Linked DNA regions of Homo sapiens: region 2 is linked to region 1. The links are chromatin contacts, found by Hi-C or POLR2A ChIA-PET in ENCODE. All regions are on one chromosome and are shown on one strand. Each heading gives the region's core, a stretch centred on a gene start or an enhancer-like site at or near the end of the contact. The rest is flanking DNA. Distances are from core to core; before and after follow the strand shown.

What was found. A loop is a pair of places that touch in the nucleus more often than their neighbours do. ChIA-PET counts read pairs that join two places held with the same protein, here RNA polymerase II (POLR2A). Pooled maps may share reads with other maps.
Region 2: a map of CD4-positive, alpha-beta T cell shows a loop between it and region 1 (3-fold over the local background). The contact joins the promoter of ZNF573 here to the promoter of ZNF383 in region 1. A Hi-C loop is called at or near these places in 3 of 168 maps with a recorded cell type or tissue (CD4-positive, alpha-beta T cell, HCT116 and naive thymus-derived CD4-positive, alpha-beta T cell), 9 of 37 single-sample maps with no recorded cell type and 15 of 50 pooled maps. POLR2A ChIA-PET finds 5 or more read pairs at or near these places in 5 of 52 experiments (B cell, CD4-positive, alpha-beta memory T cell, HCT116 and 2 more).

Annotation. Positions count from the first base shown.
Region 1 is chr19:37,214,156-37,219,463 of GRCh38, forward strand. It overlaps ZNF383 (zinc finger protein 383), which reads left to right and starts at 4,059. Exons shown (of 6, transcript NM_001387601.1): 1 at 4,059-4,119. RefSeq lists an enhancer at 3,685-4,174.
Region 2 is chr19:37,776,345-37,781,577 of GRCh38, forward strand. It overlaps ZNF573 (zinc finger protein 573), which reads right to left and starts at 3,242. Exons shown (of 5, transcript NM_001172690.2): 1 at 3,200-3,242. RefSeq lists enhancers at 2,730-3,393, 3,185-3,479, 3,186-3,535, 3,394-4,056.

The DNA.
Region 1 (5,308 bases), core at 2,809-5,308:
TGACCTCAGGTGATCCACCCACCTCGGCCACCCAAAGGGCTGGGCGTGAGCCACCGCGCCCGGCCATGGATGTTTATTTCTCCATTTCCCATCCTCCTCCCTTTGTCTGTCTCTCTAACCACACACAAATAGCACACTGTTTTAAGTATAGAGGCTTTATCATGTACCTCATATAACTTCATGTAACTTCAATTCTACTTTCTGTCTCTATGAATACACCTATTCTAGGCACCTCATATAAGTGGATTCATACAATATTTGTCCTTTTGGTCTGGCTTATCTCACTCCGCATAGTGTTGAAAAAGAAAATAAATGGCTTTTATCTGAGGAATGCAAGCCTTCTTTATGTGATCAAGCCCAGAGAGGGGTTGGGATGACACAGCTGTTGTGGTGGCTCATGCCTGTAATCCCAGCACTTTGGGAGGCCTCGGTGGGAGGATTACTTGAGGCCCGGAGTTTGAAACTAGACTGGGCAACATAACTAAACCCTCTCTCTATAAATTTTTTTTTCAATTAGCCAGGTGTGGTGGTGTACACCAATAGTCCCAGCTACTCAGAAGGCCTAGGCGGAAGGATGCTTAAGTCCAGGAGTATGAGGCTGCAGTGAGCTGTGATCATACCTCTGCATTCCAGCCTGGGAGACAGAGCAAGACCTTGTCTCTAAAAAAAAAAAAAAAAAAAAAAAATGCTGGGTGCAGTGGCTCACACCTGTAATCCCAGTACTTCGGGAGGCCAAGGCAGGCAGATCACTTGAGGTCAGGAGTTCAAGACCAGCCTAGCCAACATGATGAAACCCTGTCTCTACTTAAAAAAAAAAAAAAAAAAAAAAAAAAAAAGGAAAGAAAAATTAGCCGGGCATGGTGGTGGGTGCCTGTAATCTCAGCTACTAGGGAGGCTGAGGCAGGAGAATCACTTGAACCCAGGAGGCAGACGTTGCAGTGAGCCGAGATCCCACCACTGCACTCCAGCTTGGGCAACAGAGGGAGACCCCATCTCAAAATAAATAAATAAAAATTAAAAAAATAAATTAAAAATTAAAAAAAAGAAATGAGTTTTTTCTGCTCTAAAATCAAAAGTTTGCAAGCTGCATTCCTTTCTGGAGGCTCTGGAGAATTTGTTTTTTTTCATTTTCCAAGTTGGAGAAGCTGCCTGCATTCCTCAGCTCATGGGCTCCTTTCATCTTTACACCCAATAATGGCTGGTCGTGTGTTTCTCACAGCACACAATTCCAACACTGACTTTATGCCTTCTTCCTCATTTCAGACCCCATGTGATTACATTGGGTCTAACTGGACAATCCAGTATAATTCCCCTATGTTAAGGTCAGCCGATTAGCAACTTTAATTCTACCTGTTAATTTAATTCCACTTGCCATGTAACATAGCATATTCACAAGTCCCAGGAACTAGCATGTGGGTATTTTGGGGGGAACATTATCCTGCCTACTTTAGATGTTGAGGTCATTCAAGAGGAAAATGATAGTTTTGTTAACATGTGATGTTAGAACAACTGAATTTCCATCTGGAAAATAATAACTTTGAACATTACCTCACATACACAAAAACTAACTTCAAGTGGATGATAGACCAAAAATAAAAACTAAAACTATACAACCTTTAGAATAAAACATAGGAGAAATTCTTCACAACACTAGAGGAGTCAAAGATTGTTAGAAAGACCAGAAAGCATGAAGCACATTTTAAAGATGAGAAATTGGATTTCATCAGAAGTAAAAACTGCTTTTTGAAAGACATCATGAAGAAACTGAGGGCTGGGCACAGTGACTCACACCTGTAATAACACAGTGAGACCCCATCTCCACAAAACACAAGAAAATTAGTTGGGGGTGGTGGTGCACACCTGCAGTCCCAGCTACTCAGGAGGATCGACTAAACCCAGGAGGTCAAGGCTGTGGTGAGCTATGTTAACACCACTGCACTCCAGACTAGGCAACAGAGCAAGACCCTGTCTCAAAAAAAAAAAAAAAAAAAAACTGAGAAGGTAAGCCCCAGGCAGGGAGAGAATATTTGCAATTTGCAATATGTATATTTGGCAAAGGACTTTTACCCAAACATATAAAGAATTGTTACAACTCAATAATAACCAATTTTAAAATAAGAAAATTTTATTTATTTATTTATTTATTATTATTTTTTGAGATGCAGTTTTGCTCTTGTTGCCCTAGCTGGAGTGCAACAGTGTGATCTCAGCTCACAGCAACCTCTGCCTCCCGGGTTCAAGTGATTCTCCTGCAGGGATTACAGGCATGCACCGCCACGCCTGGCCAATTTCGTATTTTTAGTAGAGACGGTGTTTCTCCACGTTGGTCAGGGTGGTCTCGAACTCCCAACCTCAGGTGATCTGCCCGCCTCAGCCTCCCAAAGTGCTAGGATTACAGGCGTGAGCCACTGCGCCCAGCCGAATATTTTCAATAGATGTCACAAAAGAAGATAAAAGAATGGCAAATAAGTATATGAAAGTATGCTAAGTTCATTGACATCAGGAAATGCAAATTAAAAACATAATTTGATACTACTGCTCATTCCTTAGAATAGTCAATAGATGCCTGATGTGGGGTTTGGGAGGTGGGGATTGACTTAACAATGTGGGGGGCAGAGGGCGGTGAATAAAAATATTCTATATCCGCCGGGCGCGGTGGCTCACGCTTGTAATCTCAGCACTTTGGGAGGCCGAGGCGAGCGGATCACGAAGTCAGAAGTTCGAGGTCGGGAGTTCGAGACCAGCCTGTGAGCTCGAACCCTGTCTCTACTAAAAATACAAAAATTAGCCAGGCATGGTGGCGGGCACCTGTAATACCAGCTACTCGGAAGGCTGAGGCAGGAGAATCGCTTGAACCCGGGAGGCGGAACTTGCAGTGAGCCGAGATCTCGCCACTGCAGTCCAGCCTGGGTGACAGCTAGACTCCAACTCAAAAAAAAAAAAAAAAAAATTCTATATCCAGTAACACTAAGGATAAATGCTTGAGGGGATAGACACCCTATTTTACATGATATGATTCTTACGCATTGCATGCCTGTATCAAAACATCTCATGTACCCCATATACAACTACTATGTACCCACAAAAATTTAACTAAAATGCTTAAAAATTTTTTAATTTTAAAAAATATTCTATATCCTGATTACGATGGTGGTGACAAGGGTTTAGACATGCGTTGAAGCTTACCGAACAGTTCACTTAAAATGAGTGCATTTTATTGTATCTAAATTATTCTTCAGTAAAGTTGATTTTTAAAAAACATGCACACAAATATAATTTACAAACTATAACATTAGCTCGTTTATGGTGTACCATTCAGTCACTTTTAGTGTATTCAGAGTTGTGCAAACATCATTATCTAATTCAAGAAGCTTTGCATTACCCCAAAAATGAACCCTTTAGCTATTACCAATCACTCACAGTTCCCCCTAATCCTGCTAGTCCTAAAAAACTCTAACTTACTCCTTTTCCGTAGATTTGACTATTTTAAATATTTCCTATAAATGCAGTCATACAGTATGTGGCTTATCCACGGATGAAGGCAAAAATGACGATTTAGTCAGTCTAGCATTCTCAGAGAGCGTTATAACGCCTAGTACAGTCCGGGGTCCTGGGTGCGTTCTGCACTGAGTCGGCTTGGGGCAGGAAGTCATTTAAGCGACCTCCTTCCACTTGCCCCAGCGCCTCACCCCTTCCTGCTCTAGACTACAGTTCCCAAAAATCCTTGCGGCTCTAGTCAACATCTGGCCCGAAGCTGGCGACCTTTTCCTGTTTCTCAGGGAACTCCCTGGGGTTGGCCGGTACCATGGAGGAAGATTGTCTTCAGCGTGCAGGGCCAGCGTCCTACGGCAGTTTCACTCTGAGCCTGTGTCTGGATCACGGAGACGCGGGGTAGCGGTTCGGAGTGCGGAGCAGGGATGTCCCCGAGCTGTGCAGCTGCAAGAACCCGAAAAAACAGGCGCCATCTTCTCGGCGCGGTCCTACTCCGGACTGTATTTCCCAGAGGCCCCCGCGAGTCCAGGGCAGCCCCTTCATTTGCCTGCTGGACCCTCCGCCTCAAGGGTAGGGGAAGTGCGCGGTGAGCGGCCTGGGTCTTGCAGGCTCGGCTGGGGCCCGCAGGTACGTGCATGGGAGTTTGAAGGGACTGACCAGGCTGGTCTGGAGTGTTGGGCATGTATGAGTGTGTCGGGCATGTATGAGTTGGTCGGGCTGATAGAGGGGGTGGTGGGGAGGCGGGCGCGAGGCGTGGGCTTCCGTGTGTGAGTGTGACCTTATGTGACTGTGCCTCTCTGTGTGCGCGGGTGTGATTGTATATCCTCGTTGTAGTTGTGTAATTGTAACAATGTAAGGCTGTATGTGTAGGTATGACTGTGTCCCGTGTTGGGACTGTGATTGTGTGTGGCTGTGTAACTTTGCGTGACATTTGTGGAGGGTGTTTGTGTGGAGAGAATCTGATGAGGCTGTGACTGTGTGTTAGTCTGAGGGGTGTGTGTAATTGTGTTTGTATGACTGTTAGCAGCACTTAAGTGTACTGGATGCCTTACTGAGTAAATCTACTACCCAGAAATAACCCAGTAACGTGAGAATGTGAGAGTGTGACCATGTAACTTTATGTAGCACTGTGTCTGCGGTTGGAAAGTGCGTGTAATCGTGCCGGGGTGATATGTGTGTCCTAGTGGTCATTGTGTTATTTTGAATGTGTGATTGTGTGTAGTGCTCAATAGGGGTCCTGGGGAGGGGGGAACTGTAACTTTGTGTGGCTCAGTAGTGCGTGTGGTATTGTGACTATCTGTAGCACTCTGGTTCTGAATGGTGCTATGTTTGAGGGGTCTGTAAATATGCTAGTGTAACTTATCCTCAAGGTAGATGTGGGACAATGATTGTGTGACCATATATAGTGTTATTGTTTGGGTGAGGCGTGCCTGTGGAGGTCTATGTGGGTCCCCATGGTGGCTGGGTGACTGCAGCATTGGGTAGGGGGTGCTTGTGACTGTCTTTGTGACTCCAGCTCTCCCTGTGAGGTCAGGACAGATTCTCGAGAGGAGAGACCTCACCCCTCTGATACCAAGAATGCTCATGACAGCCTACACTTCTCTGTTTTTGTTTTGTTTTGTTTTAAGGCGGAGTTTCGCTGTTGTTGCCCAGGCTGGAGTGCAATGGCGCAATCTCGGCTCACCGCAACCTCCGCCTCCCCGGTTCAAGCAATTCTCCTGCCTCAGCCTTCCTAGTAGCTGGGATTACAGGCGTGTGTCACCACGCCCTGCTAATTTTGTATTTTCAGTAGAGACGGGGTTTCTCCGTGTTGGTC
Region 2 (5,233 bases), core at 1,992-4,491, 560 kb after region 1:
CTGATCTTCGACAAAGTAAACAAAAACATAAAGTGGGGAAAAGACACACTATTCAAAAAATGGTACTGGGATAATTGGCAAGCCACGTGTAGAAGAATGAAACTGGAGCTTCATCTCTCACCTTAGAGAAAAATCAACTCAAGATGGATCAAAGACTTAAATCTAAGACCTGAAACCATAAAAATTCTAGAAGATAACATTGGAAAAACTCTTCTACACATTGGCTTAGGCAAAGAGTTCATGACCAAGAACCCAAAAGCAAATGCAACACAAGTAAAGATAAATAGATGGGACTTAATTAAACTAAAAAGCTTCTGCACAGCAAAAGAAATAATCAGCAGAGTAAACAGACAACCCACAGGATAGGAAAAAGTATTCACAAACTGTACATCCAACAGAGGACTGACATCCAGAATCTACAAGGAACTCAAACAAATCAGCAAGAAAAAAACAAATAATCCCATCAAAAAGTAGGCTAAGGATATGAATAGACAATTCTCAAAAGAAGATATACAAATGGTCAACAAACATATGAAAAAATGCTCAACATCACTAATGATCAGGAAAATGCCAATAAAAATCACAATGTGATACCAATTTGCTCCCTAAGAATGACCATAATTTTAAAAAATCAAAAGATAATAGATGTTGCCATGGTTGTGGTGAAGAGAGAACACTTCTACACTACTGGTGGGAACAAAAACTAGTACAACCACTATGACAAACAGTATGAAGATTCCTTAAAAAACTAAAAGTAGAACTACCATTTGATCCAGCAATCCCACTAATGGGTATCTACCCAGAGGAAAAGAAGTCATTATATAAAATTATTTTATTTTTTTTTCAGTGATAGAGACAGGAGTCTCACCATGTTGGCCAGGCTGGTCTCGAACTCCTGGCCTTAAGTGATCTGCTGGCCTCAGCCTCCCAAAATGCTGGGATTACAGGTGTGAGCCACTGCACCCAGACAGAAGTAATTATATGAAAAAGACACTTGCACACACGTTTATAGCAGCACAATTGCAAAAATATGGCAACAGCCTAAATGCCCATCAACAAGTGGATAAAGAAAATTTGGTGTACGTACACATATATATACACTATGGAATACTACTCAGCCATAAAAAGGAATGAAATAACAGCATTGGATGCAACCTGAATGGAGTTGGAGACCATTATTCTAAGTGAAGTAACTCAGGAATGGAAAACCAAACATTACATGTTCTCATTTATGAGTGGAAGCTAAGCTATGAGGATGCAAAGACATAATAATGATATAATGGATCTCAGGAGGCTGAGGCAGGGGAATTGCTTGAACTCAGGAGGCAGAGGTTGCAGTGAACCGAGACTGCGCCACTGCACTCCAGCCTGGCCATAGAGCAAGCCTTTGTCATAAAAAAAAAAAAAAAAGCCGGTCGTGGTGGCTCATGCTTGTAATCCCAGCACTTTGGGAGGCCGAGGCGGGCAGATCACGAGGTCAGGAGACTGAGACCACGGTGAAACCCAGTCTCTAATAAAAATACAAAAAATTAGCCGGGCGTGGTGGCGGGCGCCTGTAGTCCCAGCTACTCGGAGAGGCTGAGGCAGGAGAATGGCCTGAACCCGGGAGGCAGAGCTTGCAAGTGAGCCGAGATCGCACCACTGCACTCCAGCCTGGGCGACAGAGCGAGACTCTGTCTCAAAAAAAAAAAAAAAAAAAAAGTAATATTTAAGAGGTGGTCTCTTGAAGTAACTAATACAAATTCTGTTGTTAGTCTTTTAGGATATGACTTTCAGATTTAAGCTCTGATACTTAATAAAATGTGTCTTAAAGTCTCATTGGTAAATTGGGAGAAAATGTCATTTAGCATATAAAATAGTCTGAAGATGAAGTAAAATAATCCACATAAGGCTGGGTGCGGTGGCTCACGCCTGTAATCCCAGCACTTTGGGAGGCCGAGGCGGGTGGATCATGAGGTCAGGAGTTCGAGACCAGCCTGGCCAAGATGGTGGGATTACAAGCATGCACCATCACGCCAGACTAATTTTTGTATTTTTAGTAGTGATGGGGTTTCGTCATGTTGGCCAGGCTGGTCTCGAACTCCTGACCTCAAGTGATCCGTCCGCCTTGGCCTCCTAAAATGGTGCGATTACAGGCGTGAGCCACCACACCCGGCCAAATATGAGAACGTTAATGAGATTCAGCTCAATGGCTCCCAACATCTACTGGAAAGAAAGCAGATTGGTATTAGGACATTCAGACACATTTCAGATGAAGTAAAACATACTCTAAAACCAGTAACCTTAGGAAAGAAAAAAGCCAACTAGCCTAAACATTGAGTTTTAGATGTGAAAGAATTTTTTTCCTCCTCATTAGAGTCCTTTTGAGGAATAGCAGGACCAGGGAGGGAGAAAAAAATCATGAGTTATCAGGCCTTTCCTTGAAGCACGGAATGCCTCCTTACACAATACCCTCCACGCCTTCCCTGTTCACACACTTTAACACATGGAGGTAGGAGAGAGGCTGGAATCTGGGTATGAGTTCACAGCAGGTTCCTGGGGTCAGAGCTCTGGGAAAGACGAGGTTCTGAGACAGGTAGCTCGCTCTCAGAGCTCACAAAGAAATAACCTCCCAGGCGTTTCCAATCTCACAGCAAGTCAATGCCTTCTTGCTGGAAAACTTGATGTAGAGTTCAGTATCCAACTTCCCTCTTGCAGACATTTTTTGTGTGTGTCAGCCGCAAGCAGCTGTGAGGAGGGAGGAGAGAAGCAGCAGCCGGGAACCTACAGCCAAGACTCAAAGTGACACCGCAGTGCCACCGCAATCAACGTACATGAAAAGGACAAGCACCTCATATCCCCGTCACGCAAGCACAGCCACTCACTCACCTGTCACAGCCTCACAACCGCACCCACCGTCAAGGAGGCACATCCCAGCCTCTCACACGCAGTTTCTCTGTCACACACTCTCAAACATTCCCCATCTGACATATACAACATTCTCTCACGTGCGCACTCAAATACCCTCCTCTGCTGTTCATGCACCCACGGGCCTGAGATTCCGATAACAACTGGCCGTCCACACTAGAGGCTTCCACGGTTAAAGGGCTTCCTCCACCACCCCGGCTGGTTTAGGTTGGGCTCCAACGTAACTTGATTGCCCAGAGCCCTCCCTGCGAGTACTCTGTGCCTGTTATATACTGAAATGAGTTCAACCCACCTTGCAAAAGAACCACGCGAAAACGGAAGGGAAGCCATAGATTGGGTGTTCCCGTTGCCCTCTGGGAAATGTAGTTTAAGCCTAAAGCTCCATGACCGCGGTGGCTTGTGGGAAAAGTGGCTCGGAACCCCAAATCCCGGTTAGATTGCAGGCACCGCCGGACGCTGGCTCCCGGAGGTTTTAGTTTTCCCTCTACCAGGAGTGTGAAGACACAGAGACTTATTGCGCTGGCGAAGATGGCTGAGGCGAAGGCGTGTCCGACTTGTCCTCGGAGTTCTGAGGGTTTCAGTGACCCCAGAAGGCTGAGAAGTGGAATCCGAACTCGAGGCTGCCCGAAGCCTCGGGCTGTTTGAGTGTAGAGCCGGTAGGGGAGGGCTTTCAAAGTGTGGCCGCGAGGGCGAGCGTGGGGGATCGGTTATGAGCTCCCGAGGGCGGGGACTCTGCTCTGTGTCCCCTGAGGAAGTCCAGTCTTGTTATAAGGTATGAGAAAAGTAACTTTTTAAAAATGGACAAATAATAATTGTATGTTTTATATACTGATAGGGTACAATATGCTGTTTTGATCTATGTTTACAATGCGAAATGATTAAATCAAGCTAATTAAATCCATCACCTCACTTTTTTGTGGTGAAAACATTTAAAATCTACTTTTAGCAATTTTGAAACATGCAACACATTATTTATGTAGTTGCTATTCTATGCAATCGATTAACAAAGTTTATTTCTCCTGACTAACTGAAATTTTGTACTGTTTTAATTAACATCTCCCTTTTCCCCATTTTTCAGTCTCTGGTAAACACCATTCTTTGCCTCTTAAGAGTTAGACTTTTTTAGATTCCACAAATACCACTTATGTGGTATTTGGTATTTATCTTTCTGTTACTGGCTTCTCTCACTTAGCATAATGTCCTCCTGGTTTATCCATGTTGTCACAGATGACAGAATTTTCCTTGTTTTATTTTTATTTTTTATTTATTTTTTAAAAATCTATTTACTTATTATTATTTTTTGAAACGGAGTTTCGCTCTTGTCACCCAGGCTGGAGTGCAGTGGCACAGTCTCAGCTCACTGCAACCTCTGCCTCCCCTGTTCAAGCGATTCTTGTGTCTCAGCCTCCCAAGTAGCTGGGATTATAGGCATGCGCCACCACGTCGGCTAATTTTTGTATTTTTAGCAGTGACAGGGTTTCACCATGTTGATCTGGCTGGTCTCGAACTCCTGACCTCAGGTGATCCACCCACCTTGGCCTCACAAAATGCTGCATTTACAGGCGCGAGCCACTGTGCCCGGCCGATTTTCCTCTTCTTAAAAAGTGAATAGTATTCCTTTATATATACATATATATATGTGTATAAGGTTATATACATAATATATATAATATGTAACATTTTCTTTATCCACTTATAACATGCTGGACACCTAGGTTGCTTCCGTATCCAATGCAGAATAATGCTGCAGTGAATGGTAGTGCAGTTATCTCTTCAGCATGCTGATTTCAATTCCTTTAGCTATACACCCACCGGTGGGGTTGCTGGAACATATAGTAATTCTATTTTTAGTTTCTGATGAATCTCCATATTATTTTCCATCATGGCTGTATTAATTTACATTGGGAAATGTACGTACTTTTGATGTTGTTGTGAATGGACTGGTTTATTCAATAAATTGTGTTAGGTACATTGACTAATAGTGTGTAGAAGTAAAGTTATATTTACTTAATTCTTAAAGGTATAGTCAAAACAGACTGAATAATTAAATGTAAAAATGATCTGGAGAAAACCTTTTTTTTTTTTTTTGAGATGGAGTCTCGCTCTGTTGCCCAGGCTGGAGTGCAGTGGCGCGATCTCGGCTCACTGCAATCTCTGTCTCCCGGGTTCAAGTGCTTCTCCTGCCTCCCGGGTTCAAGTGCTTCTCCTGCCTCAGCCTCCCAAGTAGCTGGGATTACAGGCATGTGCCACCACACCTGGCTAATTGTATATGTTTTAAAAAATTAACTTAGGAATAGATTTTCTAAGCTAAATTGAAGGGAAATGC